Linked DNA regions of Homo sapiens: region 1 is linked to region 2. A link is a contact called in ENCODE Hi-C or POLR2A ChIA-PET data. All regions are on one chromosome and are shown on one strand. Each heading gives the region's core, a stretch centred on a gene start or an enhancer-like site at or near the end of the contact. The rest is flanking DNA. Distances are from core to core; before and after follow the strand shown.

Region 1 (3,620 bases), core at 1,021-3,520, 350 kb before region 2:
GCTCATGCCTGTCTGAGGTGGGCAGATCACCTGAGGTCAGGAGTTCAAGACCAGCCTAGCCAACATGGGGAAACCCCGTCTCTAATAAAAATACAAAAATTAGCTGGACATGGTGGCAGGCACCTGTAATCCCAGCTACTCAGAAGGCTGTAGCAAGATAATCACTTGAACCCAGGAGGCGGAGGCTGCAGTGAGCTGAGATCGCACCACTGCACTTCAGCCTGGGCGACAGAGTGAGACTCTGTCTCAAAAAAAAAAGAAAGAAAAAGAAAAAGAAAAAAAAGACAATCCCTGGAAAGCAGTTCTGTGAGCAGAGGTTCCCTGACATCTGTGATAGTTGTGCTGGGGAGGGTAGGGTTAAAGGACCATACCCTTTCCATGTGACACTGCGCTAGACAGTGACCTGGTCTAGACAGTGACCTGGTGACCACTGTCGTCATCATCCACACTCGCTGACTGCCTGCCCTGTGCCCAGGCCCGGTCTCATCAAGACCTGACATGTCTTCAGGAAGAAACAAGGAAAAACTACAAAACATGCTTTCTAACCCACAAACGTCATTCATACATGCGGCCTCCTCACCAGAAAACAAGTGTTCCCTTGAGCAGGCTGCTTCCCTCATTCCACTTTCAAAAATTCCTCCAAGGCCTCCCCTGAAGCTGTGCCCACAACAACGAGGACCAAGACTTCAAGAAAGCAGGGAAGGAGAGAGCTGTCATTAAGGAATAATCAGGGAAGAGCTAGTCTCAGCTGTCACAGCAAGGGCACCCTCTAATCACAACCCTCCTAGCCTGGTGGGGTGGGGGTGACAGGTGGGAGGCACCAACTTAGGAAATGCTGAATCCCTTAGGATCACTGTTTCTCAAAGGTGGCCCAGGCCACTGGGGGCTGGTGGAGATGGACCAGCACCTGCTGAGCCCTTAGCCGGCACTAAACATCCTGGAGCAAGGTGCTACTATTCTTCCCCATGGTACTGATGAGGAAACAGAGGCTCAAAAAGTAATTAGCTCAAGGTTACCCTTGGACCTAGGTAGTGTGTCTGGACTCTTCACCACTCTGCTAGGCTGCTTATTAACAATGCAGATCTCCAAGCTCCATCCTCACCCAGTGTCAGGGATCCGCATTCGGGATGGTTGGTCCCCGGGTGATTCTCAGCCAGTGTCAGACTTTTCCTGGCACTGTCTCTGCTTTATAATCACCCGAACAGGCTGGGGCCCTTTCTCAGCAAGGTGAGTGTCCCTCACCCACCCACCTTCACCCTCTCACTGCTTGGCACTACTTGATTGCCACATGAGAGAGTGAGACAATGAACACTTTCTCCTGAATACCTAGAGTCTGGTCAGAGAGCAACTAGGGAGGAGGAGGAGTGGAAAAATCTCAGACCAGCAGAGCGGCATGGGGAGAAGAGAGCTCTTGGGCTGAAAAAGGCCCAAAACAATGCCCACTGCGGAGGAGAGTGTGGAAAAACTGGGTCTCAGTCACTACCTGGACAAACTGCACTGGCCTTAACTGAAAGGAGTAAGAATCAACACTTTAAACACAGCATACCTTTCGATCCTGAAATGCTACTTCATGGAGACTGTGACAGGACCACCAAAAATCTTATTTCAAACATTTAATAACCTGAACAATGACACGCTGTTAAATTTAACCGAACATAAAACTTTACGAACCTGATCATCTGAATGTCCTTATAAAATGTATGTATATAAAAGATCGGAAATATTACAAAACATTAAAGATGATTATCTTTGCATGGTAGAACCAAGAGTGGTTTTTATTTTCTTGATATTTTTCTGCATTTCTCTAAGTCGCCATAATAAACACAGACTGTATCTGTAGGGTTTATTTTAGGCTATTAATTCTTTAAAGGAAAATAACGAGCATCAACATTTAGACAGATTTTCCTCTACATCTGCCCCTCCCAGATCCCCTCTCATTGGCCAGGAGGAGCAGATGGGACTCAAAGGCTGTAACTTTTTTCATTTGTCCCTCAGCCCCTCTGATTTACCTAGCTCCTGAAGGAAAACAGAGCATCTGGGATGGACTTCTGCTACCCTCTGAATTCCTGAGGGCCTGCTTTGCAAGCCACCTAAGTCTGCTCTGAAGCCTGCTGGTGCTCTGAAATCCTTGGAGGGAAAAATCACCACCCAAACGTGTGCAGATAAACAACACTGCTAGGTGTCTGTCCACATTAGAGTGCCGGTGACGCGATGAACTCTCCCCGGAGGCTGACTCACGGGCAGGTGGGGGTGGGGCTGGGTGATGTCAAGTCCCATCAGCCACTCAGCGACCAGCTTTCCCCGTCTCCCACCCCCTGCACCCCATTCTCTAGAGAAGTGGCAGGAAAATGCAGAGAGGCAGAAGGAAGTGTCCAACATAGACTACGTTCTGGAAAGCCTTCCAACAAGGAAGTGCTGAGGCTGATAGCTGCTTTGGATTAGGATGCAAAATCAAACATCCAAAGAAGCCACTGCACATTCCCATTAATCAGCTGAATGGGATCAAACTGCTGAATTAGCCAAACCAAGGGAGTCTGACCTAGAGAATCTCCCCAGCCGTGCTTGTGTCAGCAGTTCCTGCAATCATTATGGAAACCCAATGACCCAATTTCCTCGACCTTCTTTTCATTACAGAGAAATGTAAAGGCTTTGGCCTTAACATTTAAGGCCAATGGAACTAGGTAAGAAACAGATTTCAAAATGCCACAGCAAACTCCCATGGAAATCTGCCTCCACGGAGAAAATCCTAATGGAAAAAGAGGGTTCAAAAGCAGGTTGGGAGTCACTGCACTTACCACGAACACTTGGGGCCGCAGAGAGGTCTGAATCCCGGACACTTGGTTTCTTCTTCTCAGCAGGCTAAATGAATGATGCTCCCTGGCTTTCAAAGAGGGCAGCGCTGGTTTTTAACACGTCACTTTCTATGGTCACACAGCTCCCTCACATCACTCTCCTGACGTCTGAGAAGTCCCACGTCCTCGCTTAAAACAAGGAAGAGTTTGCTAAGGTCAGGTGATACCCAGACAATTGCCCACAGCTTCCCTGCTCACCTTCCTCCCCCTGGCCCTGGGTACCCGACTATGTATTTGGTCCAGCTGACCATCCATCTCAGCTCATATAGTAACACATACCACTTGGGGATGGTTCTCCCTGGCCTAAGCCAGAGCTGGGGCCTGAGTCTCAAAGGGAAGTGAGGTACTGCCCTACCACCCTCCCGGACCACAGGCCCCAGGGGCCCTCTGATGGGGCCTCCTGAATTTTGGGCCAGGCTCTAGACTTACCTCTAACAGCCCTGTCCCACTCAGAAGTGCCTGGGGCCCAGGCAGAGTTCTCTCATTTCCTGAAGCAGCCAGGGAAAAGGGTGGTTTGTGGGGAAGTGGGAGAGGGAGCCCCTAGCACGCCCCTCTGGAGTAGGCTCCAGAAACACATTTATTTTTAAACAAGCAGCAGCAAGTCAGCGGTCAAAAGCAGAGGCTTTGGAGACTGACAGGGTTCAGATCGCCTGCCTATGTGATTTGAACCACATACTCCCTGGCCAAGAGGCCTCAGACAGTCTAATCTGACACAGCTCATTTCCTCTGCTGTAAAAAGCAGAACAGGCATACCTTGCAAGATTATCG
Region 2 (3,609 bases), core at 107-2,606:
GACCTGAGGGCAAGCCTCCAGTCAAAGCCAGTAAACAGGGGGACACTCCCCGACCCCATCCCTTGGTACAGTTGCAAGGAAGTGAATGCTGCCAACAGTCTGAGTGAATCTGGGAGTGGATTCTTCCCCAGGTGAGCCTCCAGAGGGGAATACAGCCCAGGGGACTCTGAGCAAGGGATGCAGTGAAGCCGTACAGTCTCTTGACCCAAAAACTGCCATAGAATAATGGGTGTCTTTTCAAGTTGCTAAACTTGTGGCAATCTCTTACAAAGCAATAGAAGACTAATATACGTGTTGAGGGGAGGGTGTCCTGGAACAGGAGGTGGGAGGTGCCGAAGACAGGCTCCAGTTATGGTACACTGGTCTGCTTCTCACTCCAGGAGGCACTGGTTTTGTCCAAAAGATTCCATCCTGACCACCTTGCTGGCCCCACTCTGTTTTTGTCTGGAGGTGGAAAGGGGTCGTGTTTTGGACCTGAAGCCCTAAGAATGCTTGCCTGAAGCTGAGATGGGAGGGTATCCTCCTTCAGCACACCACCAGGATGCCTCACCCTGAGGACGTGCCAGGCGCTCTGGAGCAAAAGGATCCGGGCTCCCAGGCTTGTCCAGAGAGGGTGCTGCCGGGAGTGTAGGGCGAGCTCCAAATCTAGGGGAGCTCTAGATCTTCCAGTCAGACCTGGAGCTGGACTGGTGCCCTCACATTCCCGCAGTGCCCCCAGGAGTGGTCGTCCCAGCGTCCCTGGCTCTGGCTCTGTCATCTGTGGGTGTCTTAGTGCCTTTAGATAGACTGGGGCCACCCCCAGGTAAGAAGGGCCAAGCCCCCTGAAACTGTACCCTGAGACCGCACCTCGGTGCAGGAGCTGACTCTGGCCCCGGCCCCAGCCCTGCCCCACCCTGAGCACCTCCACTGCCCTCCCTCAATAACAAAGGCCTGGAGGGCTGCCTCCCTACCCCCGTCCTCCACCGCTACGCAGGGTCCCCCCTGCAGCAGGGCACTTCGGCTGACTTAATGTCTCTCATGGATAAAATCGCTCTGAGTAGTTTTAAAGCTTTCAATTTTAGCCCTGGAAGCTTTTCCTTAAACAAAAATCTCACAAGAAAACTCAGTCTGCAAGAACGAAAGTGGAGCTGCTCTGATGGAGTGCAAGGTCAGTGGCTTCTCCCCAGACAGCCTCCCTTACCCTCCCCCGCCCCTGCCTCCTCTTTCCCTGGCAGCCCCTGAAGGGCTGTGTGGAGCTGAAGTACTTGTGGGAAGCGTGTTTGGACGGTGCTGACCAGGACCCAGTCACCTTTTCCTGTTTGTTTCCCTCACGGCTGGTTGGGCCAGGAAGTCCCGCCCTCTCAACCCCAGTGCAGCTGTCAATCAACGAGAGCACAAAGAATGTTCCCAATCCGCAGACAGAGTCCCTTCCACAGCTGGGATCTTCTCCACCTGGAGGACTACGTTCTTCGCCCCACCTTGCAAGTGGCTTGACATGAATTTGTTATCTGTGAGACAAATGTTCTTGGCCTGCCTAGGAGAGCTTTAAATAGACTCCGAGTTAAAAGAAAGCTTATCCATTATTTAGTCCAGCTCTTAGCTCGGGCAAGAATTCCTTACACATTCCCACCAAGAGGCAATCTAGATTCTCTCTGAATACTCCCCACAATGGGTGGCTCACTGTCTCACAAAGCAGGTGTCTCACTGTTAGGCAGCTCCTATTAAAATCCAAACCTGCTACCTTGCAGCCCTCATCCACTGGCTCTGCCTCTGGAGCTCAAAGAATAAGTCATGAAGTCGTGGAACTTATACTAAAAGGAATGCAGCTCACCCCAGGCTAGTCTTCTCCTCTCCTGTTCCATTCTCCTTAGAGGGCACTTGTGTAGATTATTATATTGGTGGTCAAGGAAACATGTCACTTAGTATTTGTGGACTGTGTATTCCCCTCTCTCATTGACTCTTGGATCATCCTCATGACTTGCTTTGGCCAATGGGATATTAGCAGGCATGAAGCCTTGGAAGCACTTGCAAATTTGGGCTTGCCCCCTTAGGAAGTTCCTCCTTGGAAGCCAGCTGCCATTGCTGAAGGAAGCTCAAGTTTGGCTACTGAATGGTGCAAGGCCATGTGGAGAGAGGCCCTGGAAAAGGGTAGTCCATTTTTTCCTTATTTTTTTATGTTTAATGTTTGTGGGTACATAGTAGGTGTGTATATCTATGGGGTACATGAGATGTTTTGATACCGGCATGCAATGTGGAATAATCACACCATGGAAAATGGGGTATGAGGAGAGGCCATTTTGGATGTTCCAATCACAGGCAAGCTCCCAGCTGAAGGCAACCACAGGAGTGACCTAAGCAATACACAAGGAACAGAAGGGCTGCGCTGCTAAGCTCAGCCAAACCACAGGATCTTGAGAAATAATAAATTGTTGTTTTAAGCAACTAAATTTTGGAATGGGTTGGTAAACAGTGATAGAGAATTGAAAACTACTGATAGAGTTTTTCTAGGAGCACATTTCTAGGATAATACGGCCAAAATTTTTCATCTCAGATCAGCCATTTACAAAGAGTATAGACAACCTGCCTAAGCCAAGAGATAGCAAACATCTTTACTGGAGATACCGGGAGCTCGGCCACTTAGAATTAAATCAGAAGGAGTCAGTCGGAGATGGGAAGGAGTTAGGAGCCTTTGGCTTGAGCAAGTCAGAGAGCCCCGTTTGAATGACAAATTATATGGAACAGCTTGGCTTTCCTCACAAAATAAAATTATGCTTCAGTTCAAATTTCTTGCCACTTATAAATTACTTTTTATTTTATTGCCCTACAGACCACGTCCAGATCCGTTTGGACGCTATGCTGTTTTTTATATTCCATTCTCCAAAGCTGTGAAGGTACAAATCATGGGCCATCCCAGGTGGTTTGGGGAAGAGATGTTTTTTCTTTCAAAAACAAGGTTTGGGTACATATTTGTGGTAATGACATAGAAATGAAAACATAGCAAGATCAATTGGAGTTTATAATAGCATTCTGCACAGGGAGAAATAGTGTGACATGCTCCTGGATGAGGCTGCCCCAGCCTTCTCCCAGCATTCACTCCATAAGCCTTTATTGAGCACCTACAGTCCCTGCCTTCCAGGCACTCATGTTCAAGGGAGGAGACTGACAGGTGGAGCAGCAGGAGCAATACAGTGTGATAAGGAGGAAGTCTGGGACAAGGAAAGTACCTACAAGAGGCCTGTCTCCTAAAAGAAGCTCTATCTAGGCTGAGAGCAAAAGGGTCAATAGAGCAAGTTGAACAAAGAGAAGGGACATTCATTGATTGCAGAGATTACTAGCTTCTACCCAATATCTATCTATCTCTTTTTCCTGATGATTAGAACATCATTTTATCCTGCTAGGCAATATTTCTAGCTAAAGGGCTACATTTCCCAGACTCCCTTGTAGCTAGCAATGAATAATGGGATATAAATACAAGTTTACAGGGTTTCTTGGAAGGAGTTCTGACTCAACTAGGAGACACAACCAAGTTCCTCTATTTTTCTGCCTGGAATGTGGACTTGATGGCTGGAGTGCCAGCAGCTATTTTGTGTCATAAAGCAAACTTGAGATAGAAACCAACTATAAAGTATG

The links. A loop is a pair of places that touch in the nucleus more often than their neighbours do. ChIA-PET counts read pairs that join two places held with the same protein, here RNA polymerase II (POLR2A).
Region 1: a map of posterior cingulate gyrus shows a loop between it and region 2 (6-fold over the local background). The contact joins two enhancer-like sites. A Hi-C loop is called at or near these places in 1 of 168 maps with a recorded cell type or tissue (posterior cingulate gyrus). POLR2A ChIA-PET finds 5 or more read pairs at or near these places in 1 of 52 experiments (Caco-2).

Annotation. Positions count from the first base shown.
Region 1 is chr1:226,874,726-226,878,345 of GRCh38, reverse strand. It overlaps PSEN2 (presenilin 2), which reads right to left. Exons shown (of 13, transcript NM_000447.3): 3 at 2,796-2,981. Among named protein-coding and RNA genes, the nearest start is that of PSEN2, 5.9 kb to the right of the region's middle. Within about 2 kb of position 2,270, at least 6 of the 41 ENCODE cell types and tissues checked have a DNase peak (open chromatin) inside an H3K27ac peak, as active enhancers do.
Region 2 is chr1:226,524,683-226,528,291 of GRCh38, reverse strand. No RefSeq gene overlaps it. Among named protein-coding and RNA genes, the nearest start is that of STUM, 22 kb to the left of the region's middle. Within about 2 kb of position 1,356, at least 14 of the 41 ENCODE cell types and tissues checked have a DNase peak (open chromatin) inside an H3K27ac peak, as active enhancers do.